2 separate regions of the Homo sapiens genome follow, and region 2 is linked to region 1. The links are chromatin loops, found by intact Hi-C in ENCODE. Cell type or tissue: A673. All regions are shown on one strand.

What was found. A loop is a pair of places that touch in the nucleus more often than their neighbours do. Peaks named below come from ENCODE experiments on the same cell type or tissue, not always from the same donor. Only the 100,000 strongest peaks of a DNase experiment are listed, where the experiment ranks them.
Region 2: a loop joins it to region 1, with 2.7 times the contacts of the local background. A loop is called at or near these places in 4 of 110 quality-filtered maps.

What each region holds. Positions count from the first base shown.
Region 1 is chr1:209,856,043-209,864,042 of GRCh38, reverse strand. UTP25 (UTP25 small subunit processome component) reads right to left here. Exons shown (of 12, transcript NM_014388.7): 12 at 6,478-8,000. Among named protein-coding and RNA genes, the nearest start is that of UTP25, 32 kb to the right of the region's middle. In A673, a CTCF peak has its summit at 3,550 (motif pointing left); a DNase peak (open chromatin) is centred at 3,522.
Region 2 is chr1:210,120,974-210,128,973 of GRCh38, reverse strand. The region is part of intron 6 of SYT14 (synaptotagmin 14); the gene reads right to left. Among named protein-coding and RNA genes, the nearest start is that of SERTAD4, 110 kb to the left of the region's middle. In A673, no CTCF peak of the experiment used is centred here; DNase peaks (open chromatin) are centred at 3,653, 4,063, 4,503 and 5,363; H3K27ac peaks cover 2,343 bases.

The sequences.
Region 1 (8,000 bases):
ACAGCCCACCCCAAGGGAAGAATCAGGGGATAAGGGACACAAAGCCCCAGAAGTATGCCAGCGTCTAAAACCCCAAGTCAAAAGGTCAAAACTGCACACTTGATCTCTCAAGTCACCTTCTTGGCCCTCTTCCAAGCGTACTTTCCTTCCTTTCATTCCTGCTGTAAAGCTTTTTAATAAACTTTCACTCCTGCTCTAAAACTTGGCTTGGTCTCCTTTTCTGCTTTATGCCCCTCAGCTGAATTCTTTCTTCTGAGGAGGCAAGAATTGAGGTTGCTGCAGACCATTATGGATTCGCTGCCATTAACCTGTTTATCTGTTTATTTTCCAAACTTCTATGAGTGCTTAAAGGGAGCAATGTCATGGCTTTTGTGCCATGCTTGGACAGGAAGGTCTTTGCAATACCCTTCCCTCCTGTTCTAGGAGAAGCCTCAAAACTCTTTTCCTTTGGCTGCTTCTGTCTCCCCCTCCTCCACCCTAGCTTCAATGTCCTCTAATTACATGACACGCCAACAAAGTTCTCTTGGCCTGGAAAATGCTGTTCACCCTTCTCCCAAAGCTCCCCAAGGCAAAGAACACAAGACCTGGTTAACTTTTTGGTAGCAATTTGCAGAAACATTTAGAGCAATAAAAATGGAGCCAAAATTAGTATCTTCACAAGTCACCCTGCTTTGTTTTGATGGAGTGTAGGGAAGCCACTACACTCTCCAAGCCAGATTGCTATCGTGGAACAGCTGGAATTCTGTCACAGATGGGGCAAGAAGAACTCAGCTGGCATTTCCTCTGAGTTCAGGTTCCTGTGGGGAACAAACACAGCTCTACAGATGATGGCTGCTGGCTTCGATTCCTTTCCGTGCCCAAGACTCTCAAGCAGCTTTTTTCGACCCGGGAGTTAAGTCAGTACAGCCAGATTTAGCTTTCTCCGCAGGTTTCATAACAGATAGAACAAAACCGGGATATCTCCCTGCCCACCCACAGGGGATGGGAAGAACTCTGTGACAGGTGTTCCACAGCCATTCGCCTCCTGTTGACACCTCCTCACCCTGTGGCTGGAGGTGGAAAGGGAAACAAAAAACGTGAATTCCAGGGTGCAGGGCAGCCACTTTCTGAGAAATGATTAGGACCCCAGAGAGGAGGAGTGCTCAGACTCTGAGCATCTCATTAAAAAGGATCAGTCTGCTACTGTGGTGCTGGAGCTGGGGTGATGCGGGTGGCTGACGGCTCACTGCGGGCAGTGAGGGGCGGGTGACCATACTCAGACTCTGCATGTCCTTCATATGCAAAATGCCTTCATTTAAGTGGCTCCCAGAAATCCAGCCTTTTGCAGGAAGGCTTCTAAAGCCTTTTAGGAAAAAAACAAACAAAAGAACTAGTATCCCTCCTGCTAGATTTAGATTTTCCCGCCTATCAGTCTTCATCCCTGCCTCTATGACAGACAGGCACACACACCACACACAGTCATGAGCACATGGGTGTGTGCACACACAAACACATACACATCCCAGGGGAATGGTTCATTTTGTTTGGAAGTTTGTTCCTTTGTCCCCATCTGGAGGTACCAGGATGCCTGTCCCCTTTCTCCTCACTCTCGGATTTGCCACTCGCAAACCAAGGTATCAGGTAGTTCTTTGGGGTTACAGTGTCAGTTTTCCTCTTCAGTATATTCGTGGAGCTTTGCTTGAGGGTGGGACAAAGGTGTGCAGAATGAAACAATGAGTAAGATATGAGTGAATGTCCTCAGCCTCGCAGGTGGATTTAGACAACCAGTGGGAAAGTCTAGAGGAGGGCACGATTAAAGTTCATAGCGAGCTGTGATGATTTCACAGAGATTATCATTTGAAGGGGGCCTTGAGAGAGGAGAAGTTCAGCAGGGGAGGAGTAGTGATTGGGCATTCTGGACAAAGGAAACAGGATGGTCAAAGATCTCTATTACCTGACCCTGTTTTATTCTCTTCCAACATTTAGCACCATCTGAAATTGTACTTTTATCTAGCCTCTAATTCTTTCTTTTCTGTCTACACTATGCACTCTAACTCTATGAGTGCAGGAAATATGTGTGCCTCATTCATTGCTGTGTCCTAAGTGCCTAAAATAATTTCTAGCACATCGTGGGTGCTCAGTACATATTCACAGAATGGATAAATCAATGCTCAGACCAAGGAAAAGGGAGAGAAGGAGACTCTTTTTCTTTTCTAATGTATGTGGTTTCATTTCATCCTTACAATACCACTCAAGAAAGACATAATCATCTCTACCTTACAAATAAGGAAACTGAGGTAAGCAAAGGTAACTTACTGGGAGTAAAAGGTAAAGCTGAGATTAAAAGCCTAGTTTATCAGTTTGTAAAGTGTAGATTATGCCATGAAGACTAATGAAGGTCTGAACTAAGCAAAGCTGTGGGAAGGAAGTTAGAGAGGTGAGCTCACGTTTGAGGCAGTGGGTTGATAAAACTGACAAGACTCGGACACAGATGGAAAGGGAGAAATTCCCTTGCAGACTCATCTCCATCTGAGTGGCTGGTCCTGACCTCCCTCTCCACTGGATTCAATCACATGGGGATTCAGAAAAAAACATGTGGCATTGGCCACTAGCCAGTTGTTTAACTTTGGGAGACCTGCCCAATTTCTCTAAGCATGTTTTTCCCCTGCTATATGGTGATAAGCAATCAGCTGGCTTTTAAGGGTTGTTGTGAGATGACTGATGTACATCAAGCACCCACAACAGTGCCTGGCCCACAGTAGGTGTTCCATAAATATTAATTCACCTATCTTTCCCCATGATTTCCTGATGTCTTTTGGCATGGGAAGTACTGTTCCCAAGAGGAGGACCAAAGGGCAAGTGTGAGGACATCCACCCTGGCCTAGGTACGGGAGTGGATAGTCTCAAGAAGGAAGGAAGTGACAACCTAGGCCTGGGGGCAGTGGATGGAAAAGAAGTTAGGGAAGTACCCAGTAGAGAAAATCTCCCCGTCTCTGAGAAAAACTCTAACCCCTCTGGAAAAAGGTTAGACAAGAAACCACAATTCTAAAGGGATTATGGTCAATCTCTTCTCTGCAGAAAGGTGTAGCCAGAGTGTGGTGATGGGGAGCCAGGGGGCTGTTGGGCTTGGGCCTCATATATGTAAATTTGGTTGTGAATTGGGTTATGAATAACCAAATGAAGCTACTCACAGTTATTATCATTTAGAGTTTGTTAAGTTAGTTTTTAAGAAATTAGTTGTGAGTTTAAATATGCCATAGAACCTATTGGAGATTTTCCATTTCTTAAAAGGTAATGTTCACTATTCCATAAAATTATTTCCTGAAATAAATACACGATTATGAAATCATTTTAATGTGTTAACTTATAAACAAATTCTATCACAGTTGTTTGTAACTCTTTGAATTTCTTAATTTCCTATGTATTTAAATTGTTAAATAAAATAAAATAAAAAAAAGAGGCCTAGGTCTCTGTCTTCTCCAGCTCTGAGAGCTGCCAGGCACAAGCCCCACAGCCCAAGGCCGGCACCCGAGGGGAGGTGCAGATCTCCTTACTGTACTTGTTTACAGCGCCACCTGGTGTTCCTAACGCATAAGCGCCCTCACCCCTAAGAGTTGGAATTTGCTAAGTAAAAAAGATCCCTACAGCTGTTTTTCTGAACCATTCTCTCTCAAAATCTCTTTTCTTTCCTTTGAAGAGTATGAGGCATATAAGTAAGAATAATACAAAATAACAGTTAATTTTCTAAAATTTTACTAATCTTTGTAACGTGGAAAAGAAGGTCTGGTCTTGTTCTAAGTGCCCTGCATGGATTAAGTAACTTAGTTATTGTAACTCTGAAGACAGGTATTATGATGACCATCCCCATTTTACAGATAGCAACTGAGGTACAGAGAGTTTAAGGAATTTGCCAAAAGTTACGCAGCTAGAAAATATTAAAGCAAAGATTTGAACCTAGGCAGCTTGGCTTCAGTACTCACGCATTCTTATGCTGCTTCTCTGTGCATGCGTGTGTTTCAAGAAAAAAAAATTAATTTTTATTTGTACTGACACTAAGAATTTAATCTCTCTGGGCAAACCTCAATGGACCAAGGATAAACGGGGCAGCAAAGGAGTGAAAAATATGCCTTAAATGATCCTGACATATGAGACGTTATGCTTTTCAGGTTGCTTGAATTCTCCTTCAGAATGTCACTTGGTGGTGGCCGCGCGCGGTGGCTCACGCCTGTAAGTAATCGCAGCACTTTGGGAGGCCGAGGCGGGAGGATCACGAGGTCAGGAGATTGAGACCATCCTGGCTAACACGGTGAAACCCCGTCTCTACTAAAAATACAAAAAAAAAAAAATTAGCCGGGCGTGGTGGCGGGCGCCTGTAGTCCCAGCTACTCGGGAGGCCAAGGCAGGAGAATGGCCTGAACCTGGGAGGCAGAGCTTGCAGTGAGCCGAGATCGCACCACTGCACTCCAACCTGGGCGACAGAGACTTGGCATCCAGAAGGATGGCACACAAACAACTCAATTAATGTTTATAACAACCCTCCCCAAGAAAATATTATCATCTCCCTTAGTCCTTTTTTTTTTTTTTTTTTTTTTTGAGACACAGTCTTCCTCTGTTGCTCAGGCTGGAGTGCAGTGGCATGGTCTTCTTGGCTCACTGCAACCTCTGCCTCCCGGGTTCAAAAGATTCTTGTGCTTCAACCAACCAAGAAGCTGGAATTACAGGCGCCCACCACCACACCCAGCTAATTTCAGTATTTTTAGTAGAGATGGGGTTTTGCCATGTTGGCCAGGCTGGTCTTGAACTCCTGACCTCAAGGAATCCACCCACCTCAGCCTCCAAAGTCCTGGGTGAGAGGTGAGAGCGTGCTGGCAGCCCTCGCAGCCCTTACTCACTCTGGGCGCCTCCTCGGCCTTGGCGCCCACTCTGGCCGCGCTTGAGGAGCCCTTCAGCCCACCGCTGCACTGTGGGAGCTCCTTTCTGGGCTGGCTGAGGCCGGAGCTGGCTCGCTCAGCTTGCCGGGAGGTGTGGAGGGAGCGGCGCGGGCGGGAACCGGGGCTGCGTGCCGCACTTGCGGGCCAGCGCGAGTTCCGGGTGGGCGTGGGCTCAGCTGGCCCCGCACTTGCAGCGGCCGGCTGGCGCCGCCGCCCCGGGCAGTGAGGGGCTTAGCACCCAGGCCAGGAGCTGCGGAGGGTGCCCTGGGTCCCCCAGCAGTGCCGGCCCGCTGGCGCTGCGCTCAAATTCTTGGGCCTCAGCTGCCTCCTCGCGGGGCAGGACTCGGAACTTACAGCTGGCCATGCCTGAGCCGCCTCCCCCACCCCCGCCGTGGGCTCCTGCGCTGCCCAAGCCTCCCCGAGGAGCTCCGGCCCCTGCTCCAGGGCGCCTGGTCCCATCTACTGCCCAAGGGCTGAGGAGTGCAGGCACACGCTGCAGGACTGGCAGGCAGCTCCACCTGCGGCCCCGCTGCGGTATCCACTAGGTGAAGCCAGCTGGGCTCCTGAGTCTAGTGGGGAACTTGGAGAACCTTTATGTCTAGCTAAGGGATTGTAAATACACCAATCAGCACTCTGTATCTAGCTCAAGGTTTGTGAACACACCAATCAGCACCCTGTGTCTACCTCAGGGTTTGTGGATGCACTAATGGGCACTCTGTATCTAGCTAATCTGATGGGGACTTGGAGACTCTTTATGTCTAGCTAAGGGATTGTGAATACACCAATCAGCACTCCGTATCTAGCTAATCTAGTGGGGACTTGGAGAACTTCTGTGTCTAGCTTAGGGATTGTAAACGCACCAATCAACACCCTGTCAAAACGGACCAATCAGCTCTTTGTAAAACAGACCAATCGGCTCTCTGTAAAATGGACCAATCAGCAGGATGTGGGTGGGGCCAGATAAGAGAATAAAAGCAGGCTGCTGGAGCCAGCAGTGGCATCTCCTCGTACTCTGTCCTGGTGTGGAATCTTTGTTCTTCACTTCTTTGGGTGCATGCTGCTTTTGTGAGCTGTAACACCGCGAAGGTCTGCAGCTTCACTCTTGAAGCCAGTGAGACCAGGAACCCACCAGAAGGAAGAAAGTCCAAACGCATCCGAACTTCAGAAGGAACAGACTCTAGACACGCAGCCTTTAAGACCTGTGACACTCACGGCGAGGGTCCGCGGCTTTATTCTTGAAGTTAGTGAGACCAAGAACCTACCAATTCCGGACACACTGGATTTACAGGTGTGAGCCATCCCTTAGTCCTTTTAAGAGTTCAACAATTAGGATTGCTTCATTAAAAAGGGTAATAATAACTACTATTTATTGAGTGCTTTTATTGTTTTGTTTTTAGAGAAGTAATTATCTAGTAAAAACAGTGTAGGTTTTCAGGATTGTGCTGCCTGTGTGGAAATCGGGAAAAATAAGGATGCTTACCTTAAACGGGTGTGAGGGATTAACTGATGTAATACATGCAAAGAGCTTGGAAGAGTTGCTGGCGCTTAATCAGTACTCCAAAAAATGTTACCTTCAAAACCACCTTTTAATGCAAAAGCATATATATACATACACACACATTGTTGGTTATTATTCATGCAGAAAACAATCTGGGAGGAAACATAAGACATTAATAATGATCACCAAATAGATGTAGTTTGATTTTTGTTTTTCACTATTTCACTTGTATTTGTGGAATGGGCATGGGTTGCTTTTTTAATAAGATTAAAAGAATAACTTTTCAGGAAAAAAAAAAGTTTAAGGAAGTAAGGATGATTGGCCTGGAGAAGCAAGTTTCATAGGAGACATGGTAGATGTATTCCAATAGTTGAGCCTTAAGTGGGGAAAAAAAAAATTTGTACCGTACAGCTTCAGAAACAGGACTGATGGATAAAAGTTTCACAGTGTTTCTAACAATCAGAGATGATTAGAAAAGCCACAATGAGCACCCCATCCTTGAAGGAATTCAAGCAGAAGCTGGAGGCCACCTCTTAGGGATGACCTATAGGTAATTCACGGATCAAGTGGCAGATTAGATCACAAGACCTGTAAGTTTCTATCGAATTGGGGATTCTGACTTATTTCCTATTTGACCTAATTTAGCTTTGACATACACTAGAAGAGATGAGAAACAGGTGGTCATCAGCCTTCAGAGAGCTGAAGTCTGTTCTCTTGCTAATTATTTTTCTGCAACGATCACTGTTTCTATAAATCTTATGAGAAGACACTTGTGTTCCCTCGTTCTATGGATCCAGTGTGGAATGGACACGTCAGAACTGCTAGCAGAGACATGTGAGTGCCCACTCCTCACGCCACCAAATGGCCAGCATCAACCCTGAAGTACAGTCTCAATGTTGGTGCTTGCCAAGAACAGACGAAAGAATAGGCAGTGTCTTTGGAGTTCAGGAGTCTGTGATGCCATTTTTGTCTTCTGTATCAGTCAGGAATGGCTAATAGAGGCCTGGCCTAATGGCTTAAACAAATTAGGTGTTTGTGTGTTCACGTAACAGTAGTGCACAGGAATACCATGCAGGACTGGTATGGCAGCTCTACAACATCCTTGCAGAACCAAGCTCCTTTCTTCACCACTCTCCTACGTACAGAGCTTATAGCCTCAGGAGCTTCAGCCATCACTTCTGCGTTCCAGGCAGGAAAAAGGGAAGAGCAGAAGGTAAAAGTGGTGCTCCTCTGAGTTTTAAAGAACTCCCCTAGAAGTCCTGCTCAGTAGTTAGTGCTTCTGTCTCATGGGCCACATTTTACTGCAAGGGGTGGGGGATGGAAAATGATGCAGTGTTTTTACTAGGTACTTTGTTATCTCATTAAAGTCCAGCGTTCTGGAACTAGGGAAGTAGGTGGATATAGGGCAAACAATAGCAGTCTCTTCCCTTCTCACACAGTCCCTCTATAAGGCTAGTGGGGATTACTCCATACTTCATAAAGATGAGAAAACTGAGAAGTGGTCGTGAGGACTTGTTTAGAGCCACAGAATGTCAGTGGTGATGTTGGTCCCAACACCCAGCTTTGAAAAAATGAGAGAACACAAAGAAACC
Region 2 (8,000 bases), 260 kb before region 1:
AAAACAAAGGCAGTAAAAGATGGAAAAATCTGATGAAACACAAAAAAACAGACCAAAATATGTCCTCAGAACTTATTCCAAAATATATACTTCAACTCACTCATATCCACAATGTTCTTCGGGAAAACAATTTATGTATCAGTGGTTCTGATATTTTAGTGTATGCTACTATCACTTGGGCAATTTGTTTAAAATAGATTCCTAGGCTGCTTTCCAGTGATTCTGATTTAGTGGATCTAGTGTTGAGTCCCCGAAATAGACACTGTTCGTATTCCATAAGATTCTGATGCAAATGATTGGTAGAGCTTACTCAGAAATTCTGTAGGACATAAGAGGGTAGTGGATCTGTTTCAGAACAAACACTTCAGCTACTAATTTTGCATTTTAAATATTGATTTTTAAAGAGTGGCATTTCTAATGTAATATAAAAGTGAAAAATATTTTCCAAAGGTAAACAAGTCTAAGTTCTTATTAAAAGAAGATGAAAGGAAAAATAAATATTGTATATGAGTTGCAAACTTTTGTTTGCATTTACAATATAAGATAGCTGTTTACTAGTGAAGAGCTACATATATACATCTACTTTTTTTTTTTTTTGAGACAGGGTCTCGCTCTGTCACCCAGACTAGAGTACAATGGTGTGACCATGGCTCACTGCAGCCTCAATCTCCCAGCCTCAAGCAATCCTCCCACCTCAGCCTCCCAAGTAGCTGGGACCACAGGCATGTGTCACCATGCCCAACTAATTTTTTAAAACATTTTTTGTAGAGACTGGGTCTCCCTGTGTTGTCCAGGTTGGTCTCGAACTTCTGACCTCAAGCGATCGTCCTGCCTCAGCCTTCCAAAGTGCTGGGATTACAGGCGTGAGCCACCATACCTGGCCTTAAAAATCTACCTTGAAAATAATTAATAGTCATAGATCTAATCATCCTATTTTATTTTACTGAGATGGATTTTCTCTTTTTGCCCAGGCTGGAGTGCAATGGCGCGATATTGGGCACAATCTGCAACCTCCGCCTCCCAGGTTCAAGCAATTCTCCTGCCTCAGCCTCCCGAGTAGCTGGGACTACAGGCGCCCGCCCCCATGCCCAGCTAATTTTTGGTATTTTTAGTAGAGACGAGGTTTCACCATGTTGGCCAGGCTGGTCACGAACTACTGACCTCAGGTGATCCACCCACCTCGACCTCCCAAAGTGCTGGGATTACAGGAGTGAGCCACTGTGCCCTGCCCTGATCATCCAATTTTAAAAATAAAATATTATATACTTGGAAAGAGAGGAGAAACTTAAAGGAGAAATTATTCATTTTAGGTACATTCATCCAAAAGGATAGTTTCATATTAAAGCATGAATTTGAAGACCGCTACCAAAATTCCTGGTTGTAAGTCACAGTGAACACTGTTGTTTGCCTGCTCAACAGCCACTGCCAACCTCTTCATTTCTTGTTGGAAGGGCTCTCCTCCTACTTTGGAGACTAAAAATGCCAGCACTTGCATTTCTAGTCTTTCTGGCAGATGCCATGGGTATATGACCAAATCCTAGCCAATGGAATCTAAGAGGAAGTTTGCTGAGGGCATCTGCTGTAGCCACCACCAACACAGCCATACTTACACTGTCACCTCCCCCGCCAAAGTCCTCAATAGAGGGTCTCCTTAGCAACTCCCTGAGGATCTCCACTTATAGATTGCTCAAGCCACTGCCCTGGGAGTGAGGGTAAGAATGGGAAATATGTCTACCTCATTATCCAATGAAAATAAAGTCTAAGTGGTACTTACGTTCTCCTAGAATCTTTAGTGCTTTTATAATACTCAGCTTTAGTTCAAACTTCTACATGCTGACTTGCAAATGAACTTTTAACTTATAAATGAGTATGGGACCACAATACATTCATTAGGTAGGGACTACCTGTGAAAGCACATTTTACCATTTTTCCTATTTTAAATATCCAAGCCCCTGCCCACTCAACAGCCATAGAACCCCATCCACTAAGGAACATAACATTATCAAAAGCCTCTACTTCTTTCTCTATATGTCACTCACACAATTTAGTAAACTGTTAAATTGATCAGAGCTATGAAATTTTAAGTGAGTTAACATATTTCATGATACATCCTAGGGTACAGAACCATAAAAGATTCAGAGGAAAATGGTGAGAAACATCCAAAAGGACCAAAATTTAAAAAGAAATGGCAAGGATCCACAAAGAGAGAATTCAGCACTTTTTCATAAAATTATTTTGGTCATAATATATTTTCAGCAGCATACCAGTACCGATGATGAAAAGAGTACTTTTAGTTCTCATTTCTGGATCTACTTTACGTTGTATTTTTGTCCTAAAAATCACAATCTTGACATTTTAGGGTTTCTGAAAGATTTTCACATCTAATAAAAAACAAATTACATGGGAATAAAAACATGTTCATACTTTAAACTTGGTTCTATCAACAATCCCAGACAAATTTAACCCCCTTTCAGGTCAAATTTAGTGTTACAAAGATATAATGATAAAGTATAGAATAGCTGAAAGAACAGACTGTGGAGACAGATGAATTTAAATCCTCACTCTGCCTCTTCTTAAGCATGTGACTTTGGGCAATTCAGTTAACCTTTCTATGCATTTTTTTTTTTTTGGCCATAAATTAAGGATAATAGTACCTATCTCAGGGGTAAACGTGTTAATATATATCATGCTTAAAATTGCACCCAGTACACGGAAGCACTTTTCAAGCTGAAGAAAGTAAGTGGATGTTGCCTTTCTGTTTTTTTTTTTCTTGAGACGGAGTCTCACTCTGTCGCCAGGCTGGAGTGCACTGGGGTGATCTCAGCTCACAGTGGCCTCTGACTCCTTGGTTCAAGCAATTCTCCTGTATCAGGCTCCCGCATAGCTGGAATTACAGGCGTGCACCACCACACACAGTGAATTTTTGTATTTTTAGTAGAGATGGGGTTTCACCATGTTGGCCAGGATGATCTCGATCTCCTGACCTCCTGAGCTGCCCTCCTCGGCCTCCCAAAGTGCTGGGATTACAGGCATGGGCCACCGTGCCTGGCTGGACGTTGCCTTTCTTTACCTCTTTCCACTAATGTAATTATTCTTAGACATTATATGTTAAGAAACCATTTTAACTAGAATCAAACCCTGGTTATGACTGGCAGTGTTTTAGTATAGCATGGACTGCCTAGATATAATTTTAAAATCTGAAAACCTCTTATTCTATCATTAATACTAAACTTCTGTGAACTACATCAGTCAGGAATCAGTGAAGGAAAACGAAATCACTTTGGGTATTTTAAGAAAGAGATTTAATTCAGAAAATTAGGTGCTTACAAAATTGTTAGAAGAGCTGGAGTAGCAAGGTTTAGGCTAGTTCTGCAGAAATGACTCCTAGAACACTGAAAAGCTGATCCCCCAAAGGAGCTACTAAGTAGTGGGAAGGCAGGAAGATATGACTTAAAAAACATACTATCTTAGTTTGATCAAGAGATCAGAAAGTCTTCACGGCCATTGCAATTACCTCTTAGTGCACATGAAGCGGTAAACTAGCTACTATACACCATGGAATACCATAGCCCTAAAAAAGAATGAAATCATATCCTTTGCAGCAACACCAATGCAGCTGGAGGCCATTACCCTAAGTGAATTAGCGCAGAAACAGAAAATCAAATCCATATGTTCTCACTTGTAAGTGGGAACTAAATAATGGGTACACATAAAGATGGAAACAACAGACTCCGGGAATTTCAAAAGGGGGGAGGGTGGGATGGGGGTAAGGATTGAGAAACTACTCATTGGGTACTATGCTCACTACTTGGGTGATGGGTTCAATAGAAGCTCAAACTCCAGCATTATGCAGTATATCCTTGTAACAAACATGGACACCTACCCCCTGAATCTAAAAAAAAAAAGAAAAAGAATGTTACTGGAGGAGGAAAAACATCTTTCGTTTGAACTTGCCTGCCTGAAGCAGTAAGAAAATGGCCTCTGCCTTCACTTTAACTTCGCAAATCATGCACAAATGTGTTTAATTGTTGGAACCTGACTAGCATCCAGAATGCTACAGAATCTCAAACATATTTCTCTTGAAGTACAGGAAAAAAAAAAACCACACAAAAAAAACTAGAAAGGGCTGGGAATATTTGTAGTTTGCCAAGCAATCAAATGTAACACAGTGACTTTGGGATAGTCAAAGTCATAAAATTACAGTTTTGTCATCTGTAAAATGGGGATTAAATAATGACACCTACCCATAATAGTGTTGTGTTTAGAATTTAAGGAGATTATACATCGAAACACTTCATATAGTGAAAATCAAGTTTCTTTACCATTTTGAAGCCTTAGCTTAACTGTCTTGTTGCATCTAGCTTTACAGTTGAAAAGTTTGATGCCCTTCTGATCTTTCTAATTTTTATGTCATCAGGGGGTCTTTCCGGATTTTCTTTTACCCCTGGTGTTCTAAAATTTCACAATGATGTGTCTAGGTCTGGATTTTTTCATTTATTGTTCAGATCCTTTATTTGGAGACAAGCTCTTCAGCTTTGGCACATTGCCTTGTATTTTTAATACAACTTCCTCCCCTCTGTTTTCTTTCTTTATGAATCACCTGTTAGTCATATGTTAAATCCTCCTGGATTGTCTAATCTCTAATCCTTTTTTAAATCTTTCCATCTGTTTCTTTTCCACTCTATTTTCCTTTTATATTTCCTGGAGTTATTTATTTATTTTTTTTTTTCATTTCTGTCTTCTAATTAATGGGTTAGCAAACTTTTTCTGTAAAGGGCCAGATAGTAAATTTTTTGGTTTCATGAGCATATGATCTCTGTCATAACTACTCACTCTGCTGTTGTAGCATGAAAGCAGCCATAGACAATATGAAAACAAATAGGCAGTGCTGGGTTCCAGTATACCTTTCTTTACAAAAACAGGTGGAAGGCCATAGTTTGCCAATCCTCGTACTGACCCTTCTACTATTTGCTTTGTTTTGGTGATCATACTTGTAATTTACAAGAGACCCTTTTTTCTATGACTGTTCCTTTTTCTGAGCATTTTTTCTCTTTTAAAAAAATTTGTCTTCTCACATCTTTCTGAAAACACTAATTAAAATTAGTTTTTAGTTTTCTTGTCATCTTTCCATTATGGACCCTTTCTGTTGCATAATTTTATTTTCTGTTTATCCTGGATTTTCTCTTTCCTGGTGGAGGCTTTCCCTTAGTGTCTCCTCAGCCATGATTGCCTGTTTATATTTAAGAATACATTCCCCAAAAAACTCTAAACGTTTAAATGCAACTTGTTCACTGACAGGCATAAACATGATTAGATGGAGATAAGGCAATTTCCCTGGGGACTCTTAAATGTCAGTATGGGGCAATCTTTGCTTGGAATCTTGAGATTTTCCAGAGAAGAAACTTATGCTATTTACTGCCCAAGGGCTAGACACAAGCCTGACACTATTCTTCATGTTGGATGGAAATACAACTATACATCTCACAGGCTTTTAGTGATTATCTTGTTTTTAATCCCCAGATTCATGCTACCCCATGCTGTACCTGGTAGTATTCATGGGTGTGTGATCAGATTAGTTCTCTCCTTCTGTGTGCACTTTATGCTCAGTTATCTCCATTCTTTCTAAAGAGTCAGTTACCAGCCTCCACCCACAATGTCTTCAGAAGGTGGTATGTCTCATCTGCTGATGCCCTCTTTCCAGCTATTTAGACTTCATGGGTATAAATGTGAATGTATATATATATATGTATTTATTGTTGTAAACTATGACACTATCATTTCAGTGGAGATTACAGGAAGAATAAATAATTATATGTGCCTAATCCACTATCTTTAACTGTAAAAATAAACTCTTTCTTGCATTTTCTTTTGGCAGTGCCAGTCCAGGCCAACTTGTTTAACACATACTACGACTTGTCAGATATTTAAGTATTTCACATTCAATAATATTTTTATAAATTAAACACTTGGATTCAGGAACTGTGATAACTGGACACAGTTGAGTATTTAGGAAAGGCTTTGTTATGCAAATCTATTATTTAAGTAAGATGTAAAAGAGAATGTCCCAAGAGAGCAAATTCATGTACTATAAAAGCACAAATTTATTTACAAACTACTGACTGATATGCAAATCATAAGGTGAATATACAGATTATATTAATCTTACAATTCACGGTATGGAATATTGTTTACAGTTATTCACTGACCCTCACTGTTGATCCCAGGCTTGGCCATAAGACTTGCTTTTAAGATCAGAAGTAAGCAAACTACAGGAGGCAAACTGAATGTGGCATGTGGTCTGTTTTTTTGTACAGCCAGCATGCTAAGAAAGGTTTTACATTTTTAAAAAGAATTGTAAAAAAAAAAAATGCGACAGAGACCATATGTGGAACCTAAAAAAAAAAAAATGAACTCTCTGGCACTTTACAGAAAAAGTTTGCCAACCCCTGCTTTAGACAATGAAATGTAAATGGAAGTGGCATGTGTCAATTTTGGGCAAAAGCTTTAAAAGACAAGGATTAGTTTTCTATGCTCTCTGCCATGACAACCAAGAAAGTTTCAGAAAGAACCTGCCCAATCAGTCTGGATCTTACAGTGAAGAAAACATGGAATAGAGCCATAATTGACCCACAATAAACATGTGGCATAAGTAAGAAATAAACCTTTGTTGTGGGCATTTAAAAGTTTCAGGATTTGGGCCGGGCGCGGTGGCTCACGCCTGTAATCCCAGCACTTTGGGAGGCCGAGGCGGGCGGATCACGAGGTCAGGAGATCGAGACCATCCCGGCTAAAACGGTGAAACCCCGTCTCTACTAAAAATACAAAAAAATTAGCCGGGCGTAGTGGCGGGCGCCTGTAGTCCCAGCTACTTGGGAGGCTGAGGCAGGAGAATGGCGTGAACCCGGGAGGCGGAGCTTGCAGTGAGCCGAGATCCCACCACTGCACTCCAGCCTGGGCGACAGAGCGAGACTCCGTCTCAAAAAAAAAAAAAAAAAAAAAAAAGTTTCAGGATTTGTTACTTCAGAATAGCCTGGTTTAAGCTGCTTGATATGTATCAATGTAATATGAGTTACTACGCATGCCTGAAAATAATAAAAGTGCATTTATTTAAAGAATATTTATAATTCAGTCATCTTAATAATTACTCAGAATATATTTCTTTCTTCTTTTTTTTTTTTTTGAAATGGGGTCTCGCTCTGTCGCCCAGGCTAGAGTGCAGTGGTGCGATCTTGGCTCACTGCAAGCTCTGCCTCCTGGGTTCACGCCATTCTCCTGCCTCAGCCTCCCGAGTAGCTGGGACTACAGGCGCCCGCCACCACGCCTGGCTAATTTTTTGTATTTTTAGTAGAGACAGAGTTTCACCATGTTAGCCAGGATGGTCTCAATCTCCTGACCTTGTGATCCGCCCACCTTGGCCTCCCAAAGTGCTGGGATTACAGGTGTGAGCCACCGCGCCTGGCCCTACTCAGAATATATTTCCAAAAAGTTGTATCTCAAAAACATTTGAGGCTTGAATTATATTTAGTTCCTGAAAACAGTTATTACTAGCTACTTCTGTTGTAATAACGGTACTTTTACCTTCTTCTTTTCCAGCTTGGTATGTCCCTTCTGATTTTGAAACTTGAAAAAATACAATGCAAAGATTTTTTACTTGCGGACTAGTATCTAATTAAGATTACCACAAAATTAGAACATTAAATTTATTCATACATGGATAAGATCAAATAAAAATAGCATTTAGCAAGTTCCCACTCTTTGTCAGCTGCTGTTCTAAGGACTCTACATGGACTAACTCCTTTAATCCTCACAAAAAATCTATAAGGTAGCTATTATCGTTACTATCTCTTTTTACAAATGAAGAAAATGAGGCACAGAGAGGCTGAATATTCACCCAAGGACACACAGTTGGGATGAAGTGGGATCCATGATGTGAATCCAGAGACTGCAGATGCTCCCAACTTTATACCAACCCTCAAATGCAAACATAAACTTGGTCTTGA